2 separate regions of the Homo sapiens genome follow, and region 1 is linked to region 2. The links are chromatin loops, found by intact Hi-C in ENCODE. Cell type or tissue: dorsolateral prefrontal cortex. All regions are shown on one strand. Links, peaks and the distances in the headings refer to the core of each region. The heading gives the core; the rest is flanking DNA.

What was found. A loop is a pair of places that touch in the nucleus more often than their neighbours do. Peaks named below come from ENCODE experiments on the same cell type or tissue, not always from the same donor. Only the 100,000 strongest peaks of a DNase experiment are listed, where the experiment ranks them.
Region 1: it touches region 2 in a loop (3-fold over the local background); 6 of 110 quality-filtered maps call a loop at or near these places.

The regions. Positions count from the first base shown.
Region 1 is chr5:123,752,594-123,762,940 of GRCh38, reverse strand. No RefSeq gene overlaps it. Among named protein-coding and RNA genes, the nearest start is that of CSNK1G3, 250 kb to the right of the region's middle. In dorsolateral prefrontal cortex, for the core only: no CTCF peak of the experiment used is centred there; no DNase peak of the experiment used is centred there; H3K27ac peaks cover 3,392 bases.
Region 2 is chr5:123,690,514-123,700,859 of GRCh38, reverse strand. No RefSeq gene overlaps it. Among named protein-coding and RNA genes, the nearest start is that of CSNK1G3, 180 kb to the right of the region's middle. In dorsolateral prefrontal cortex, for the core only: CTCF peaks have their summits at 3,646 and 3,848; a DNase peak (open chromatin) is centred at 3,759; H3K4me3 peaks cover 713 bases; H3K27ac peaks cover 1,764 bases.

The DNA.
Region 1 (10,347 bases), core at 822-8,821, 61 kb before region 2:
AATCCATAATTAGTAGGAAAGAAAGAAAGATAAGAGCAGAACTAAAGGAAATAGAGGCTTAAAATATACAAAAAAAAACAACCAAACAAAAGATTAATTTTGAAAAGATAAGCAAAGTCAACAAACCTTTAGCCAGACTAAGAAAAAAGAAGAAAAGACCCAAATAAAATCAGAGATGCAAAAGGAAACATTAAAACTGACACTACCGAAATTCAAAGGATCACTAGAGAGTATAGTGAGGAACTATATGGCAATAAATTGGAAAATCTAGAGATAATGGATACATTCCTAGACACACACAACCTAACAAGATTGAACCATGAACAGACCAGCAACAAGTAATGAGATAGAGGTAGTAATAAAATGTCTCTCATGAAAGTAAAGCCCAGGACCTGATGGCCTTACTTCTGAATTCTACCAAACATTTAAAGAAGAACTAGTATCAATCCGATTGAAACTATTTGAAAAAGTCAAGGAGGAGGTGATACTTCCAAACTCATTCTACAAGGCCAGTGTCACTCTGATACCAAAACTAGACAAAGACAGACACACACACACACACACACACACACACACACACAACTACAGGCCAATACCCCTGATGAACATAGATGTAAAAATATTCAAAAAATACTAGAAACTGACCGGGCACAGTGGCTTATGCCTGTAATCCCAGCACTTTGGGAAGCCAAGGTGGATGGATCATCTGAGGTCAGGAGTTTGAGTCCAGCCTGACCAACATGGAGAAACGCCATCTCTGCTAAAAAGACTAAATTAGCCAGGCGTGGTGGCACATGCCTGTAATCCTAGCTACTCAGGAGGCTGAGGCAGGAGAATCACTTGAACCCAGGAGGCAGAGGTTATGGTAAGCTGAGATCACGCCATTGCACTCCAGCCTGGGCAACAAGAGCAAAACTCCATCTCAAAAAAATAAAAAATAAAAAAATACTGGAAACTGAATTCAACAACACATTATAAAGATCATTCATCATGATCAAGTAGGATTTATCCCAGGGATGCAAGGATGGTTCAATATACACAAATCAATAAATGTGATACATCTTATTAACAGAATGAAGGACAAAAACTGTGTGATTATTTCGAGAGATGCCAAAAAAGCATTCAACACAATGTAATATCTTTTCACAATAAAAATTCTCAAACTGGGGGTTTAGTAGGAGGTTTAGTTAAGCTTGTCCTTAAAGTATACTTGAGGAGGGTGACAGGCAGTGTGTGCATGCTTTATGGCCTTATTCAATTAAGCACTCTGCTCCTAATTTACTGCTAAATCCTCCTTGGGCCCTTAGGTTTCATAAGGGTTGTTATGAGATTTTCTAGGAGTAGAAAATATAGCCCATTTCTTACCACACCTCGTGGGCTACAACTTGACCTAACGTTTTTACGTAGATATTTGTGCTTACTTTGCAGCCTTACTAGGGTTTGCTGAAGATGGAAGTATATAGGCTGAGCAAGAGGTGGTGAGGTAAATTGGAGTTTATCAATATATAGAACAGGCTCCTCTAGAGGGATATAAAGCACCGCCAAGTCCTTTGAGTTTTAAGCTATTGCTTGTAGTGTTCTGGTGAATAGTTTTGTTGATTTAACTATTGGAGTTTAGGGCTAAGCATAGTGGGGTATCTAATCCCAGTTTGGGTCTTAGCTATTGTGTCCTCAGAAATATTAAATTCACCTTCGTAGTTTATTTTATTTCAGCTAGGGTTTTTTACAACTTAGATGAAGCTTAGCTTTATTGAGAACAGATCTAAAACACTCTTTAAGCTGGGTTCTATTAGCTTGGGTTAATCGTATGGCTGCGGTGGCTGGCATGAAATTAACCAACGCTGGGTGTTAGTATAGTTTAGTTAAACTTTCGTTTATTGCTAAAGGTTTATCACTGCTGCTTCCTGTGGGGGTGTGGCCGAGCAAAGTGTTTTGAGCTGCATTTGTCTGTGCTTGATTCTTACTCCTTTTGATCATAATGATTTAGAGGGTATTTTCACTAGGATGGTGATACTTGCATGTGTAATCTTACTAAGAGTTAACAGAAAGGCCAGAACCAAACCTATCTGTTTATGGGGTAATAAGTCCGTCTAGACATTTTCAGTGTCTTGCTTTTAATAATTAAGCTACATAAACTGTATATACATTAAGTGAAAAATTGGAGCCTAGAAGAGACAAATATTATTCACAGTTTTACAGCTTAGGGGTTTAAAGTGGAGTTAGCAGGAGTTGGTGGGGTAGTTGTCAGTACTGTGAGTGGTTGGGGGAGTGGGGAGGGGGATAGGTGATGCTTTTGGGGGTGCATCAATTTAGGTTATGGGCTTAGTAGCGGATGAATATATGCATCAGATGAAGTCACTATAAAAATAGAATTAGATTTGGGAGGGTGATGGGGTGGAGTTTCTTAAAAAAAATGCATTAGTTGAGGGGTAGCTGTTGAGAATACCCATAGCTAAAATATAAATATTCAGGCTCTGGCTGAATTGGATTAAGACTTTTTTGTTTTTGGGGTTTGGCAAGGGTGCCTTTTTCCTGGGTTGGTGAGGTCAGAAATGGGTGAGGGGGGCCTTGCGGAATTTTATTCTAAGGTCTGGTATAGGGAGCGGTTGCAAGTTTATCCATTAATTGTTATTATGTCCTACAAGCATGAATTAATTAACACCTTATAGTATTATGCTCAGCCAGAATATTGAACGTAGGTGCAGTTAATAAGAGCGGGTGCCAGGAACCAAAGACAGGTCCGTCTGCAGCTAATGGAGAGGGGTATGGAAGAAACATATCTCAATGTGATAAAAACCATACACAACATATCTACAGCTAGTATTATACTGAGTGGGGTAAAACTGAAAGCCTTTCCTCTAAGATCTGGAACAATACAACCATGCCCCCTATTACCATTTTTATTCAACATAGTGCTAGAAGTCCTAGCCAGAGCAATGAGACAAGAAAAAGAAATAAAGGGCATCCAAATTGGAAAGGAAGAAGTCAAATTAGTGCTGTTTGCAGATCATATGATCTTATATTTAGAAAACCCTAAAGACTTCACCAAAAAACTATTAGGCTGATAAACAAATTCAGTAAAGTTGCAGGACACAAAATCAACATACAAAAATCAATAGCATTTCTATATACCAACAGCAGACAATTTGAAAAAGAAATCGAGAAAGTAATATCATTTACAATAGCTACAAATACTATAAAATAACTATGAATAAACTTAATCTAAGGAGTAAAATATATCTATGATGAAAATCGTAAACACTGACACTCAAAATTTTGAACCCTGAAATTTAACCTTGATAGAAATTGAAGAGGACACAAAAATATGAAAAGATATTCTATGTTCATAGATTAGAGAATCAATATTGTTAAAATGTCTATTCTACACAAAGCAATCTACAGATTATATGATTCAATGCAATCCCTATCAAAATATCAATGACATTCTTCACGAAATAGAAAAAAAATTATAAAATTTATGTAGAACACAGGACCCAGAATAAACAAAGCAATTCAGAGCAAAAAACACACAAACAAACAAAAAACCCTAGAGGCATCACATTATACTACTTGCCTTCAAATTGTACTACAAAGCTATAGTAACCAAAACAGCATGGTACTGGCATAAAAAACAGACACATAGACCAATGGAACTTTACAGTCAACTCATTTTTGACAAAGGTGCCAAGAATATACATTGCTGAAAGGACAGTGTCTTCAATAAATGGTGCTGGAAAACTGGATATTCATATGTAAAAGAATGAAACTAGACCTTTATCTCTCACCATATACAAAGAAAAAGTAAAAACAGTTTGAAGACTTAAATCTGACTTAAATCTAAGATCTAAAACTATGAAATTATTAATATTAGACAAAAATCTTGAAGAAACACTCCAAGACTTTGGTCTGGGCAAAAATTTTTTGAGAAAGACCTCAAAAGTGTAGGCAACCAAAGCAAAAATTAACAAATAGGATCACATCAAGCTAAAAAGCTTCTGCACAGAAAAGAAGAAATCAACAAGAGACAAACAACAGAATGGGAGAAAATATTTGCAAACTATGCATCTGACAAGGGATTAATAACCAGAGCATATAAGGAGCTGAAACAGCTTAACAGAAAATAAACAAACAATCCAATTTTTAAATGGGCAAAAGATCTGAACAAACATTTCTCAAAAGAAGACATACAAATATCCAACAGGTATATTTTAAAATGCTTAACATCACTAAGCGTCACAGACATGCAAATTAAAACAATGAGATATCACCTCACCCCAGTCAAAATGGCTTTTATACAAAAGACAGGCAATCATGAATGCGGGCAAGGATGTGAAGAAAGGGGAACTCTCATACTCTGTTGGTAGAAATGTAAATTAGTATAGCGACTATGAAAACGAGTATGGAGGTTTCTCAAAAAAAACTTAAAATCAAACTACCATATGATCCTGCAATCCCACTGCTGGGTATATATCCAAAAGAAAGGAAATCGGTATATTAAAGTGACATGTGCTGTCCCATGTTGATTGCAGCAGTATTTACAATATCCAACATATGGAATCAACCTAAGTGTCTATTATCAGATGAATAAAGAAAATGTGGTATATACACACAACGGAATATTATCCAGCCATAAAAAAAAAATGAAATCCTGACATTTGCAACAACATGGATGGAACTGAAGGACATTATGTTAAGTGAAATAAGCCAGGCACAAAAAGATAAATGTCACACGTTCTCACTCTAAGTGGGAACTAAAAAATAAAAAATAGATTAAAAAAACTTGAACTCGTAGAGATAAAGAGTAGAAGGAAGGTTACCAAACATTGGGAAGGGTAGTAGGTAGGAGAAGAAAAAGTGAAAATGATTAGTGGGTACCAAAATACAGTTAGACAAAAGGAACAAGATCCAATGTTCAGTAAGACAGCAGGGCAACTATAGTTAACTCTAATTTATTGTATATTACACAATAACTAGAAGAGTTGAAGTGGAATCTTCCTAATACAAAGAAATGATAAATGCTTGAGGTGATGGACAGCCCAATTGCCCTGATTTGATCATTACACATTGCATGCCTGTGTCAAAACATCACATGTACCACATAAATATGTAATATAACAACCATTGTGTGTCCATAATAATTAAAAATATTTTTAATTTACTTATATAAGAGTACAGAGATATATGTGTACTCATTTCCTGATCACTAACTCCTCCAAATAATTCATTTGACCAAATAACATACAATTCTAAAAAAGAAAAAATATATCCATCTAATTTTTAAAAGACCAAGATAAATAAAACAGCTGCTCCTGAAGAATTATAGTATACCACCCGAAAGGCTGCCATCTCGTTTTGAAATAAAATTATTTTTAAGTACTTGCTAGATAATGTTTCATAGGAATAGAAGGAAAATACTTAGAACTAGAAATAACTCAGCAGACTTTTAAGTAAAAATATACTTTGAAGTTGCCTTAGAAATTACTATTCCACTATAACCTGGAAGGGTGGGTTTGGGGAGTTGGGATTATTACTAATATTCCAGAATGAAACATATTTAGTCACCAGACTCTCTGGCAAGCAAGGTCCTGATTCTAGGACAGATATATGACCTTATTCAATCATTATTCACAGAATAAGTTGTTTTAAACTGCACTGGCAAAAAGTTTTTCATACTCTATTTAGTCTCAAAATAATACTTGACAAGTTGATTTTTTTTAATTCTGCTAGTATGATATTTCTTATATCTATAGGCCTCTTTAATCATCTTTTTTGCCAGCTTGGATATTAATGATTGTGTGTGATGTTTCATAGTTATCCCAAACAGTCAGGATAGCTGGCAATAACTCAAGAGTAATTTAGATGCTTTGAAATCTCTGACATATAAAACCATCAGTTCATCCAACTCTGACATCATTAAATAAGACTATTCTTTTTATCAGTGAAATCATTTGGTTCATTCCAACCTCTGCCCTCCTAACTTCTGTGTAAAGTGTTCTTTAAAATGTATAAATTATTACCAAGGGATATTATTAAAAAATAATTAAAGAGTAACTAGCAGGCTCTTATGCTCTGCCATGCATGTGAACCTATCCATTATTGAATTAAGATGTCTTTTTCATTTTTCTTGAATAGATATAAATGAAGCTGCCTCTTCTTCAGAGAGGAAAATCCACTTTAAAGCAATGACATTTGCTGATCAATATGTGGGTCAAAAAAAAAAAGAATCTAGGACTTAAAATATAAAAACTAAATAAACTAAAACCTAAAGTGGAAAATCATCTAAAAGTAGGAATGCTAATTCTTATTAAAGTCCACTAGGTTTAAAATGTGAGCTGAATCAGGTCGATTGTTGTAATTTCCTGAGCATTTGTCTTGAAAACTAATTAGAAAATCTAGAGATAGTACTTGGTATTCCTAACAGGACCGGGAAACCTTTGTGTTTGTTCTTTTGATTCCAACCTCCCATTTGGAAGCAGCCCAGAATCCAGCAATCAAACAAGTTTAACTAACCAAGATTCACATTCTCAAAGTATATCACTCAGTGAGAATATGAGAACAGTAACTTGGTATACTGTGTTACAGACAAAAACTAAGAAAAGCTAGTCTATTACAATAACACCAAAACAGCTCTCCATCAGTCTTACACATTCAGTCTTTATAAAACAAATGTGTTGTTTCTTTGCTTTTGTACACAGATATCTTTAAATATGCAAGAGAAACCACACAGAGTAACTGAAAGTCAATCATATCAGCATTATGCCCTGCTTATTTCTAAACCATTGGCTGGAATTCAGCTAACCTAAACTTAACTGAATGTTAATGTAACAGCTGGCAATATGAATTTTTTAAAAACGATTCCAAGAGTAATGAAAATGAAAATATAACACATGACATTGATCTAAGTTTTGACAGACGTTTTTGGTCAGCATAACATATGAGCTCAGAAATGAAGTGCCAGCCATGTACCTTTCAGGAAAGACTTCCTCTATACATAAAGTTGTTACAGAAAATGACTAGCAGCGTCATATCCTAAGCGTCTTGGCCAATAATAAATTGAACATTAATAGAAACTGACTATTTCTTACATGTCCCCATGAACTAATAGGCTAAACATCCAAGGCATCTGGAATTACTTGCTCTGCTATGGGCTGTCATACAGTTTATCATCCCAGGACCCATTTGACGTGGATGGTGCTCCTAAAAGCCCCAGGAATTCTGCTGCTGAACTGAAATTCCATTTTGAGTATCAGCAGCATTTGTTTATCAGGATAGCTAGGAAGGGAAGGTGCATGAAGAGAACTACTTATCATGCTCAAATGATATTCACAGAGAGAAGAATGGGACCAATGCATTATTTTTAAACTGTGTCTGGCCAGCATGTCAGTATTGATTGAAGAATCCAGCAGCAGTGAAAAGAGTCATGTCTGCATTCAGAGATGAAGAGGCAGTTACGTTATCCACTATCTTTCTTATCAACTGGTTAGATCAGTCCCTCATTTTTAGGACAAATAATAATAAAAATCGTGAACATCTTGCAGGACCTCAAAAGAAAATGTTGCTTCCCCCTCCCAAAAATCTAAAAAAAAAAAAACAAAAAACAACAACAACAACAACAAACAAGCTAATAGCCTTCCTACCCTTCATATAGAAAGGCAATTTGATGCGAAAATGTTTTCTCCTAAGTGATGGAATGTGCAGTCATGCACCAGCAACCCAGTGCTGAATATCAACTTGTCTGGATGAAACTGCTCTGGGGTTGGACAGAACACACTGTTAGAAACGGAGGCACTTCAATACACGAGGAGAGGCTGTGCACTCTATTTCAGAAGATGGAGGTTTATCTTCCAGTGGAGGGCTTTGATGTTATTCATATGCTAACAATATCACCATTTCCTCACAGCACTCAATACACAGAGAATAAAAGACATCATTTGCTGACATGGGGCTCAGCACTTTCTGTCCAGCATACTGATCAACAATCTGCATTCAGCTTCACAGCTAAGCCATCACATAACCTTTAAATTGTTCTTTTAACACTTTAAAATTCTGGTCAAAATAATTTACCATTTTATAGAATAAAATGATGAAACAAAGAACTCTAACTGTATTTTCCCTCTGCTCCTAAAATGTAGCTTCAGTGCCCCTGGGGCTCCTTTCATCTCATCTAAGTGCTGGCATATGATGTGATTGTTAACATAGCTGGCCACCAGATGAAGTGAATTATCTAAACTGCCAAGGTTCCCACTTTCTTTCCAATTTAAACATCAATTTAACACAGAAACTGAAGGGTATTATGAAAGCTTTAATATGAACCATTTCAGACATGAGAAAAAAATACTGGAAGGTTTTTTCAAACAGCCAAACAAACATGCAATTTTTTGAAGCTGCAGATGAGTCAGGAAAATGAATGTACCATCAGAGCACACGCAGTATGCACTTCAACCAACAGCAACAAAGAAAGGCCTCTTTGTCTTAAACATGCTTTTCTGAGCAGGGGAGGATTTCACTAAAGAAAATATCCTGGATGATCTTGTTAGGACATTAACTAAATACAAATTATCATCAACAAAGAAAACACTTCTTATTTTAAACATTTCAAAATGCATATCATTCATGTGGATGATACGGAATTTTTTGATAGTCTTCTCTGGATTATTAGTGTTCTTTTCATTATGTAACTTGCTTTTCTCATGGAAATGTTTTCTCCACTTGGATCACTAACTGCTAACAGAATGTGCAAGCATATGTCCTGCATATCTCTTTGAAAATGAGACCATTTCATAGCTAATTCATGACAATAAAAAGTGATGCTTTCTTACACAAAGTGGAGCGTTTCTTGCTGTATGCCATTTCAATTAAGGCATACGAGTTTGAATCAAAACAAAGTGAATTATTAGCAGGTATAATCTTTACCCTTTTTAAGCCTTCACAATATAAATGATATTAATATGTAAAATATATAAAGAACTACAGTCACAATTACATGTCCTTATGAAAATGTAAGATTTAAAGATATGAAACAAAATTTGAAGTTATATTTAACCAAGATTAAATAATATACAAGTTAAATACATATGATTTTGCTATCTGAAAGCATTCCTGAAAGTTAACAACATAAATTACAGATTTTCGTCTAGAAAATAATCTTCCTTAGAGTCAGTTAATAGTTTATAGAAAGAGAAAAGGAAGGAAGGAAGGAAGGAAGGAAGGGAGGGAGGGAGGGAAGGAGGGGAGGGGAGGGGAGAGGAGAGGGGAGGGGAGGGGAGAATGGAGGGGAGGGGAGAATGGAGGGGAGGGGAGAATGGAGGGGAGGGGAGAATGGAGGGGAGGGGAGGGGAGGGGAGAGAAGGGAGACGGGAATTTTATTATACAGAGCTATTCTAATTATTATTTTCTTCTTAAAGGTATATTTTGAGAAAGTGCAAGACTATAAAACACATATGAATAAATTATACAAATCATAAATGGCACCATATAAAGTAAAAGGGATATTACCATATAAGGACTGCATAGCTGTTCCCATATGGAATGCACAGGGAATATTATTGACAAATCCAGAACAGCCATATGTAACGCTCAGTGGCACTTCCAAATATAAAATACAAATACAATATGTAATACACTTACAGTATGTTGCATACCAAATGATCAAGCAATTTACCAAAGATTAGCATTTAAGAAACAAATACTACTACAAATAACATATGCACCTATTAATGATTTATTTTTACATTGGTGGTATTCATCAGATTTATCTTATGTTAAAAAGAAGTTTTCAGGGAATTTTCTGGCCCAAGGCTCTTTGTGGTAAACTAAAGGAAAATTATAGAACCATCTTGCCAAAAGAAACTTTAGAGATCATGCAGTCTTACTTTTAAGTGGGAAAATTGAAGCCCAGAAATGTTAAGTTGCTTGCTCAAGATTACAAAGCCCATTCATGGCAGAATTCCAGATCTCCTGGCTCTCAGACCAGACCCCAAATTAAAGCTATCCTAATTAGCTCCTTTTTACTGACAACACATATATATTTTAAAATCTTCATTGTCTGCTCTGTTGTCCAGTACAACAATCATCTGCAGAAACACGCAACTCTGGGTCTGACAGTGTAACACCACCATTCATTCCCAGTGTGATTTCATTGACTCTGACTCACACTTCCCTGGGATTTGCTGGGGAACAGAAGGAGATGTTGACCTCAATAAAAAAACAGCCATGACTCCATGAAAGTCATAACAGAGCCTAAAACTGTTTAATCCTGAAATAGGCGCCACAGAGAACGCCTTTGAAGAGGAGGTTTTGTTCTTCCTCCACAGCGCTTTAAGAAACACATTGAACGTGAGCCAAAGC
Region 2 (10,346 bases), core at 1-8,000:
ACAAATAAGGCAATAACATTTCAGTTTCATGAGTCAGATGCTAGAGAATGAAAAGATTTCCTCTTTCTGCTGTGGGTCATTGTGGGGATGACTTCAAGAGATATCACCATGGAGTTCACACAGCACAACAAGCACAACAATGGAAACTTGGAATGGCAGCATTGCCTGCTCTCTAACGTGCCAAATCCCTTATGTTAGCTCTTATACACATGCTATTTGCTTAGAGTATTATTTTTTTCCTCCTCATCTCTGCAATTTTGATAATAGTTTCTTTCCCATAAGTTTCTTATCTGACTGCAGAATCTAGTGGCCTTATAAGAATAATTGAAGAAACGTAAAGCCTCTCATTACCAACCAGAGAGCCTTAAATACATGTACCATAAATGTTTGTGGAATCAAACTTTGCTTAATCAACATCTGTTTGAGGCAAATAAATGTAAAAGTTATTCATTAGGGTCCAGGTCATCTCCACTATTTGAATTTGGGTAAGATTTGCTCCTGCTGTAGTCCAAAGGAGAAGTTATATTCATGAATATTTAATTAGTGCCACCTTTTAGAAAAAAAAAAAAAAACTAAAAGGAGAGCAAATAGCAGCTGCTTTCTAAAACCTTACTCTTTCTTGCATCCTCAACCTCCAATAAGAATTCTATCCAACCATGCTGCATATACAGATGTTTTAACTTTCCTCCCTGTGGCAACAATTGTAGAGTTTGTCTTACAACTCCAGCCCAACTCTTTTGGAATATACTCCACTGACAATTAGGGCAGGAAAGCTTAGGGCTCCCAGGCACTGGCATAGCTTGGGCTCCTTCCATGACCCAGTCTCTACCAAGTAGACACACCCACATGTGATTTGGAAGGCCAGAGGCAGAGCCTCGGCTTGTGCTGCTTCTTTCTGTTGATGAGCACAGCCATGGAAGATATTAATTTCTCTGTTGCAGTAATAATCAAGGACCCAGGGTCGAGTCCTTAGTATGGTGCCACACTGGACCCAGTAAGCCTTTCCTGGGGCCAGAAGAGGAGGACTGAGCAGAAGGCAAGAGAGAAAATATCCAGACTCAAGGTTCCTGACTCACAGCTCAGAAGGAAAAATAAAAACTTGTGGAGGGAGAGACAGCCAGATAGCTGAGGCCTGAATTGCTAAATAGTAAGGCTAGTGCCCTTCTCTCCTAACCTAGGCAGACAGCAACCCTTTTAGAAAAGTCTCACATCTGTGGATATGAACAGACACTTCTCAAAAGAAAACATTTATGCGGCCCAGAAACACAAGAAAAAAGGCTCACATCATCACTGGTCATTAGAGAAATGCAAATCACAACCACAATGAGATACCATCTCACACCAGTTGGAATAGTGATTATTAAAAAGTCAGGAAACAACAGATGCTGGTGAGGATATGGAGAAATAGGAATGCTTTTACACTGTTGGTGGGAGTGTAAATTAGTTCAACCATTGTGGAAGATAGTGTGGCAATTCCTCAAGGACCTAGAACCAGAAATACCATTTGACCCAGCAGTCCCATTACTGGGTATATACCCAAAGGATTATAAATCATTCTACTATAAAGACACTTGCACACGTATGTTTATTGCAGCACTATTTACAATATCAAAGACTTGGAACCAACCCAAATGCCCATCAATGATGGACTGGATAAAGAAAATATGGCACATATACACTGTGGAATACTATGCAGCCATAAAAAAGGAATGATATCATGTCCTTTGAAGGGATATGGGTGAAGCTGGAAGCCATCATTCTCAGCAAACTGACACAGGAACAGAAAACCAAACACTGCATGTTCTCACTCATAAGTGGGAGATGAACAGTGAGAACACGTGGACACAGGAAGGGGAATATCACACACCGGGGCCTGTCAGGGAGGTGAGGGCAGGGGGAGGGAGACCATTAGGACAAATGCCTAATGCATGCAGGGCTTAAAGCCTAGATGATGGGTTGATGGATGCAGCAAACCACCATGGCACACGCATATCTTTGTAACAAACCTGCACGTTCTGTACATGTATCCCAGAACTTAAAGTAAAATAAAATAAAATAAAATAAGAAAATTCCCACATTTAACGTGATGCTGTATTCAACATGAGAGAGATGGAGTAAGTGATAGCTGAGGGCAGATGAGTGTCAAGACAACTATGTAGGGTTCCACTCCAGAATTATATATAAAGAACAATCAAGAATTCTTAGTATCCCACCTTCAACAACAACTAGAGGGGGCAGAAATATTATGGGAGGTGTGAACAGGTAGATATATGAGGTCAGGAGGAGGTAGCTGCAAAGTTCAGAGCTTTTGCAATTAGAGGCAAAAGCCAATTGCCAACATGCACCACACCTCGGTGGATACCAGCGCAGGATGTTCAGGGAACAGGTACACCACGGAACATCACTGCAGGTAACAGAGTGACAGACTGATGCCTAAGTCCAAGCAGGACAAGAACAGATGAATAATACATAAGCTGTCCTGTGAAAATAGACTACTCCCGAGTGGTAGAAAAAGGACACAAGAGAGGCATAAAGAAAATACAGAAGACTGAGAATGTATGCAAAAGTAGCTGAGATAGAAATCAGACTACGATTGTAATAATATTTTAATTTCACTGAAAAGGCACTGATTGGACTGAAAATACTGGAATTACAAAAAAAGAATAAGTTGTCTGGTCAAGACAGTGACTGGGAGAGTAGAGGACAAAATGGAATTATAAAAAATTACAATTAAAGAAAATAAAATTACTTTAAAAAAACACACATCAATCGTTATGTGTAAATTTTGACCCTACTCTCACAGATAGAATTTATTAGTGTTTACCATGTGCCAGTCACAGCTCTAATTAAATATAATGAATATTATGTCATCTTGGTATAGTCTAATTATCTTCATTTCACAGGTAAGGAAACTCAGTCTCACAACTATTAAACAACTTGCCCAAGGATGAACAAAATTATCTATATGATAAAGATATGATAAAGTCATATCTATAGCCAAGCAGTTGCACAAATTATTCCCAATGACTAATCAGTCACTTCAGATGTTTTCTTTCTTCCTCATCCATTTGATAGATACTACAGAGACAGATAGTAATGACCGCACTTTGCACTGTGGGTAGGAAGGGAAGAAGAAAATGCGTCTCCCCAAAGCTGAGATTTTCTTCCCATAACTAGAGTTTGCTTTCCTTGCCTTTTTCTTAACAATATTTCCAACTTCATGAAAATAAAGACTAAGAACAAAAATCAAGGTGTTTGGACATGGAATAGATGGTTGTTGCTATATATTAGACGTGACCCATATCCTCTTCTGGGATTCAAATCACTTATTCTGTCATTAATTTACCAAAAGAAAAGGACCGGCTGTCAGATATTCTTCATCTCTAAGACTTCAAGAAAGAATTATAAAATCAATGTTTACATTATTTTTAAAATTCTAATGTAACATAATTTTAGTGTGGCATAAGATTTAACATAAAATAACTTGCCTATGGCATTTCCTTGTTCTGCCATCCCTTGGGACTAAGCCTGGATGCATTGTTTTGCAATGTTCAAAATTGCAGTCCTCCTTTGCTCACAGCACTTGTAACAGACCAAACAGGCTTATAGCATTCTGGACTCGCTCTGCCCAGCCCTGTCATCCAGATTCCATTCTCTTTCTCTTTGCCCATCAGGCCATCCCGGAAGCTGAGGAGGAGGGTGTGGGTGCCAGCTGTCAGTTCTGAGTTGGAGAGCTGGAGCCAACCCAGGCCCAACTGGGAGCCCAGAAACCGAGCTACCCCAGCCAAGCAGTGCCTGCTTACTTTGCTGAGAGCTTGCAGGGTGCAGTCACTGAACATGTTCTGGATGGTTGTCTTCATAACTCGTGCTGTCATTGTCAGACTGCTGAGCTGGGAACTTTTCCCAGAGGATCAGCAGCATATTTCACTCCAGCTTATGTGCTTCTTTCTGCATCTATTTTTGTATTCAAAACACAGCAATTCTTAGCATGTCCTGTTTGCTTTTGTATACACCCATTATGGAGCCCAAAATATAATAAGCACTCGCTAAATACTTATTGAATAGATGAATGAATAAATGGTAGAATTAATCAGGAACTCAAGGATAACCATGTAAAAATAGATTTAATTTAAAAGCAAGCTTTTTAGCCAGGCCCAGTGGCTCATGCCTGTAATCTCAACCATTTGGGAGGCCAAGACAGGAAGACCGCTTGAGCCCAAGAACTAGAGACCAGCCTGGGCAACATAATGAGACTCCAATTCTACAAAAAAAATAAAATAAATTAGCTGGGCATTTTGACACATGCCTGTATTCCCAGCTACCCATGAGGCTGAGATGGGAGAATTGTTCAAGCTGGGGAGATCAAGGCAGCAGTGAGCCATGACCACACCACTGCACTCCAGCCTGGTGACAGAGCAAGATTGTGTCTCAAAAAATAATAATAAAGCCAGGCACGGTGGCTCATGCCTGTAATCCCAGTACTTTCGGAGGCTGAGGCTGGTACATCGCTTGAGGTCAGGAGTTCGAGACCAGCCTGACCAATATGGTGAAACCCTGTCTCTACTAAAAATACAAAAATTAGCCGGGCGTGGTGGCAGTCACCTGTAATCTCAGCTACTTGGGAGGCTGAGGCAGGAGGATCGCTTGAACCCGGGAAGCAGAGGTTGCAGTGAGCCGAGATTGCACCATTGCACTCCAGCCTGGGCGTCGCAGTGAGACTCCATCTCAAAAATAATAATAATAATAATATTTTTTAAAGCAGCTTTTCTTGAATCTGGCATTGCTGTCCGGATACCAGGGTTCCCAGTGTGGATTCTTGGTGCTTCTCTAACTTTAACATGCATAAGAATCACCTAAAGATCTTGTTGTAATGCAGGTTTTGATTCTTTAGGTCTACGATTGGGCTTGAGTTTCTGCATGTCTGAAAAGCTCCCAGGTGATGCTCTTTACTCAGACAACATTTTCAGTAGCAATGTCCTAATCAATTAATTGATCCCACCGTCATTAGAATCTTAGTGAACTTCTGCGGTCAGGCAAACTTATCCATGGTTAATAAAACAACATGTATGTTTTATATCATAATAAGCAAGAAATAAACACAAAATCAAGATTTCATCAGCAAAGGAATAAATTTGGCTGATATAAAGGACTGGACAATTTCTCTAGTAATTTAAAAGGAGTGTTTACATGAAAAGTTTTCTCACTCCTATACCTCAGAATGAATTTCAAAACTTTCTATAAAGTGAATGAAGTGTTGCCACTTTTGAGTCATGGCTTAAATTCACTCAAGATTGTGAATTTAAGATTCACTGCATTCACTTTATAGAAAGTGGATTTAAATTCATTCAAATCTTCAGTTATGAAATATATTCAAACCAAGGTGTAGTTCTTCCAAACTGCCTCACTAACTTCACTCTCATGAGAAATGGAAAAAAAAAAAATAGTGAAAACCTGATCATCAGCTCACTTGACAGTTAATTTTATGTGGCAACTTGACTGGGCCACCAGATAGATGCTTAGATATCTGATTCAACATTATTTCTGGATGTGTCTGTAAAGATGTTTCTGGAAGTGTCTGTAAAGATGTTTCTGGAAAAGATTCGCATTTTAATTGATGGACTGAGTAAGGTAGATAGCCACTCCCCAGTGTGGGTGGCATCATTCAGTCTGCTGAGGGCCTAAATAGAACAAAAAGGTGGAGAAAAGTTGTATTTGCCCTCCCTCTGCCTTATTGCTTGAGTTGGAACATCAGTCTTCCATCCTCAGTGCCCCCGGTTCTCAGGTTTTCAGACTCAGACTTGGAATCTACACCATTGGCTCTCCAGCTCTCAGGCCTTCAGGCTACAACACTGGCCTTCCTGGGTCTCCAGCTTACAGACACCACATCATGGGACTTATCAGGCTCCATAATCATGTGCCTATACTTTATCATAAATCTCTTTCTAGATTATATATATAAAACATAGAATAAACATATATATACCAATAACATATACACATACACGCACACACTGATTATCTGGAGAACCCTGACTAATATACCAGAAGAGTTTTTAAATGTTGACATTTGTTGTTGACAAGAAGGAGAAAGTAGAGAGTAAAATGGAACTTAAATTAACAGAGTAAATTACAGATGAAGTAGATTGTAGTTTTCCAGAAACTGAAGCCTTTGGAGATAGAATGGAAAGAGACAAGATATTCCTCTGAGTAATGCAAAGCATGATTTTGGAGGAAAATATTCATTTATTTACAGTGGCTTTAGGTCACAGATTGGTATGTAGTGGCTTCTACAAATTAAATAATTACAGGAAAATCTCTCCCTTAAACTTTATGTTTTAGAAACAAATATTTTAAATAGTGGCCATGTTTAACCTGGGGGTTAATATGCAAGCTAAAATCACGATAGGACCTCACTAATAAATACATAACCTAAAATGCAGAGAACTGAGTTGCTCATACTCCCAAGTTTATAACACAGTCATTAATTATTCATATAAGCATCCTCTTTTGCTTCTATTTTTCTTCCTTTTGCCTCAATCTGCACTGCCAATCTCTTCCTAGACCTGTAGGAAATAACTATTGTGTTTCGCATTTTTCCTGGATATGTAGGTATATTTCAAATATGGTACTATTTTGTTGTGTGTTTATGTTTTAAATTTGCCCAAGTAAATGATGTTATAGAACTTGTTACCTTACTTTTTCCTCTGAACATTATGTTTGAAAGATTCATCCACATAACTCTATTTCTAATAGAGATAGAGTTTTGTTTCCTCTGTGAGCATCCCCAATATTTTTCACCCATCTGGTTCCCTAGATACAGTTGCATAGGTTGTCTACAATGCCCTGTTGTACAAATAATGCTTAATCAAATACACATGCCTCCTTAAGGACCAGAACACAAATTCCACAGGATGAGCAGGAGACCTGTGTATACTAAACTAAACTAAAACAACTAAACTAAATATCTCCAGATTACTCTCCAAATTAGCCCTTTGAGTCTGTAGTCTCTGCTTCACATGTTTCTGTATTGGTTCCCTATTTTTTTCTAAGGTTTTGTGGGCTTAGGGGGATTTTTTGTATTCTAGTTATCAATCTCTTCTCAGTTTTTGACTTCTCAAATAATTCCTCCTCACCAGGCATGCTTGCTCAGGCCTCTGATCCCAGCACTTTGGGAAGCCAAGGCAAAGGTAGGAGAATTTCTTGAGGCCAAAAGTTCAAGGCCAGCCTCAGCAACAAAGCGAGACCCTGTCTCTATTTTTTAAATAAGAATAATTTCTCTCAATCTGTTCCTTGTTGGTTGACTTTATTAATGGTGCCCTTTATTAAACAGAAATGTATAATTTTTTATGTGGTCAAGTTCATTTTTTTTTAGTTTTTTTTTGTTTTGGTTCATTGCAACCTCTGCCTCCCAGGTTCAAATGATTCTCCTGCTTCAGCCTCCCAAGTAGCTAGGATTACAGGCACTTGCCACCACACCTAGCTAATTTTTGTATTTTTAGTAGAGACGGAGTTTCGCCACATTGGCCAAGCTGGTCTCAAACTCCTGACCTCAGGTGATCCACCCACCTCAGCCGCCCAAAGTGCTGGGATTACAGGTGTGAGCCACCGCGCCCAGACAAGTTCATTGTTTTGTATCTTATGACATACCTTTGGGCTTTTATATACTAAGTCTTCCGCAATTCAAAATTACAAAGGTGTTTTCTGATTTATTTTTCTTCACTTCATAGTTTTACCTTTCATACATAAGCCTGTAGTCAATTTAAATTATAAATTTGAAAACTAACTTTTTTTTCTGTGTAATGGCCAGTTTTTCCAATATCAATTGATTAAAAAACAATCCTTTTCCATTAGGCCCCCTTCTATCAGATATCAGGTTCCCATGTAAGCATGGGCTTGTTTTAGAGCATTTAGTTCTGTTACATTTCTATGGCCTTGTAGTAGCCTTCAGTTTCTGAATTAACTGACATTTTTCTGAGATAAATCCAACTACATCATAATTATTTTTACTTTCTGGATTCAGCTTGCTAACATTTGGGTAAAAATTTTTACATCTATATTCGTAAGTGAGGGCCATACAAAAGCAGTCTTTCTTGAACTATTGGGAGCAGTTATGATCCCCCTAATTTTTCCCAGGCTATAGAATACAGACTTTGTAGCAGGAATAGATTCCTTGATTTCAGGGTGAGAGTAGGCCATTCTCTGACCATAGAAGATGAATCAGGATTGGTTTAATCTCAGTCATAGGAATTCCACACTCTTCTGCCGGTGATTGCTCTGGGAATCTGCATGTGACCTAGTTCTAGCCAAGGACATGTATTCTGGAGCTTCCCTTCCTTTATAAATAACCGCACTTGGGAAAAGCCCTACCGCGGCCTCTTCCTTTCCTAGAACTCTAGTTTGAGATTGTGAGGCTCTAAGTCACAATATGCAGTATCAACCATTATGAAAAAAATGCAAAAATAAAAAAGATAGAGAAAAAATGGTTAAAAAGAAACTAGGTTTCTGATAGTATCATTAAACAAGTAAATCAATTCTATCAGTTTTAAGCACTGTAGTTTTTATGTGTAAGAAAAGTAATCACTATTTGTTTAAGCATGGCTAAGTTTTTTTGTGATTTGATGCTGAATTCATCCTAAATTATACACTTCTGTCTTATAGTAGGTTTCCCCAGAAATAGACCCTAAGGTAAAGATTCAAGAGTAAAAATCCTATATAAATATTAACAAAGTGCAAAGATATATGAAACAGATAATATATCAAGATCTAATTGGGTTTCTTCTAGTAATATAAGGCTGATTTAACATTTGAAAATCAGTGTAATTCACTCCATCGAAGATTAAATTAGAAAAATCATATAATCATCTCAGTAGATGCAGGAAAATGATTTTATTAAATTAATCATTTATTCATGATAAAAATTGCTATCATGCTAGAAATATATGGGAACAGCTTATTGTGTAAAAGTATCCGTGAATCCTATTGCAAACATCATGGTGAATGGTAAAATATTGAAAGCTTTACCTCTGAGAATGAGGACAAGATATGGATATCTGCTTTCACCACTTCTCATCATCAGAGTCCTAGCTATTGCAATAGGGCAAGGCAAGACAAAAATAAGAAAAAGATTGGAGGAAAAACTAAAATGATCATTTTTTCCAGATGACATGATATTTAGGTATGTAAAAAAGTCCCAAAATATCTACAAATTAATATTACAATTGATACACGAATTCAGAGCAATTACAATATCCCAAATCTGTTTTATGTCTGTATACTAGCAACAAACAAAACTTAAATTTAAAGAAATTTTATAATAACATTAAAAAAACTAACAGCTTGGAAAAAATCTGACAAAATTAAAAAGTCTACAAAATATTACTTAGAGAAATACAGAAACCCTAAGTAAATAATGAGATGTAATACGTTCATGAGTTATGAATCAATATGCAAAGATGTTCATTTTTGTAGTTGATCTATAGAGTCAATGAAATTCCAAACAAAATCCCAGCAAGCATGTTTGTGGAAACTGGCTAATTTAAATGTTATACAGAAATAAAAATGATTGTTATAGCTAAGACCTCTTGAAGAAAAACACACTGGATCACAGACACACCCAGAATAATCAGAGAGAAAAACATATTGGGAAACTTCCACTAATGGATATAAAACCACATTAATCAAGGCAGTGATATATTGGTGTAAAAATAGACAAACCAATGTAACAGAATAGAGTCCAGAGCAAGATGGTAGAATAGGAAGCCCCAGAACCTCCTTTCCCCCAGGGAGACACTGACTCAACCAGAGTACACAGACTATACCCCTTTGTGAGAAATACAGAAAAAAGTTAAGAGGTTACTGCACCAGAGGAGAGCATGAAACCAACCACAGTGAAACCAGCAGGGAAATCTGTGGCACTGACTCACCATTCCAGAACTCCAACAGATCAATAAGAAAAAGACAAATGACCAAATTAAAAATGACTGAAAGATTTGAACAGACATTTTAGAAAAGAATATTAAAATTAAAAATTGCAATAAACAGGCAAAATGTTACTCAACCTTATAAGTAATTAGAGAAATGCAAATTAAAAATCACAATTTGATACCATTACACACTGAATGAAATAGCTGGAATTAAGACTGACATCAACATCAGGTATTCCTGTGAATCAACAGAAGCTCGCATATACTGCTGGTGAAAGTATAAATTGATACAAATAGTTGGAAAACTATTGGTCATATGTAAGGTTGACCATACATATACCTGATAGCCCAGCAATTTTGTTCTCTGTAATTTACATAAGAAAAATTTGTACCTATGTGCACCACAGGTCATATACACACAAA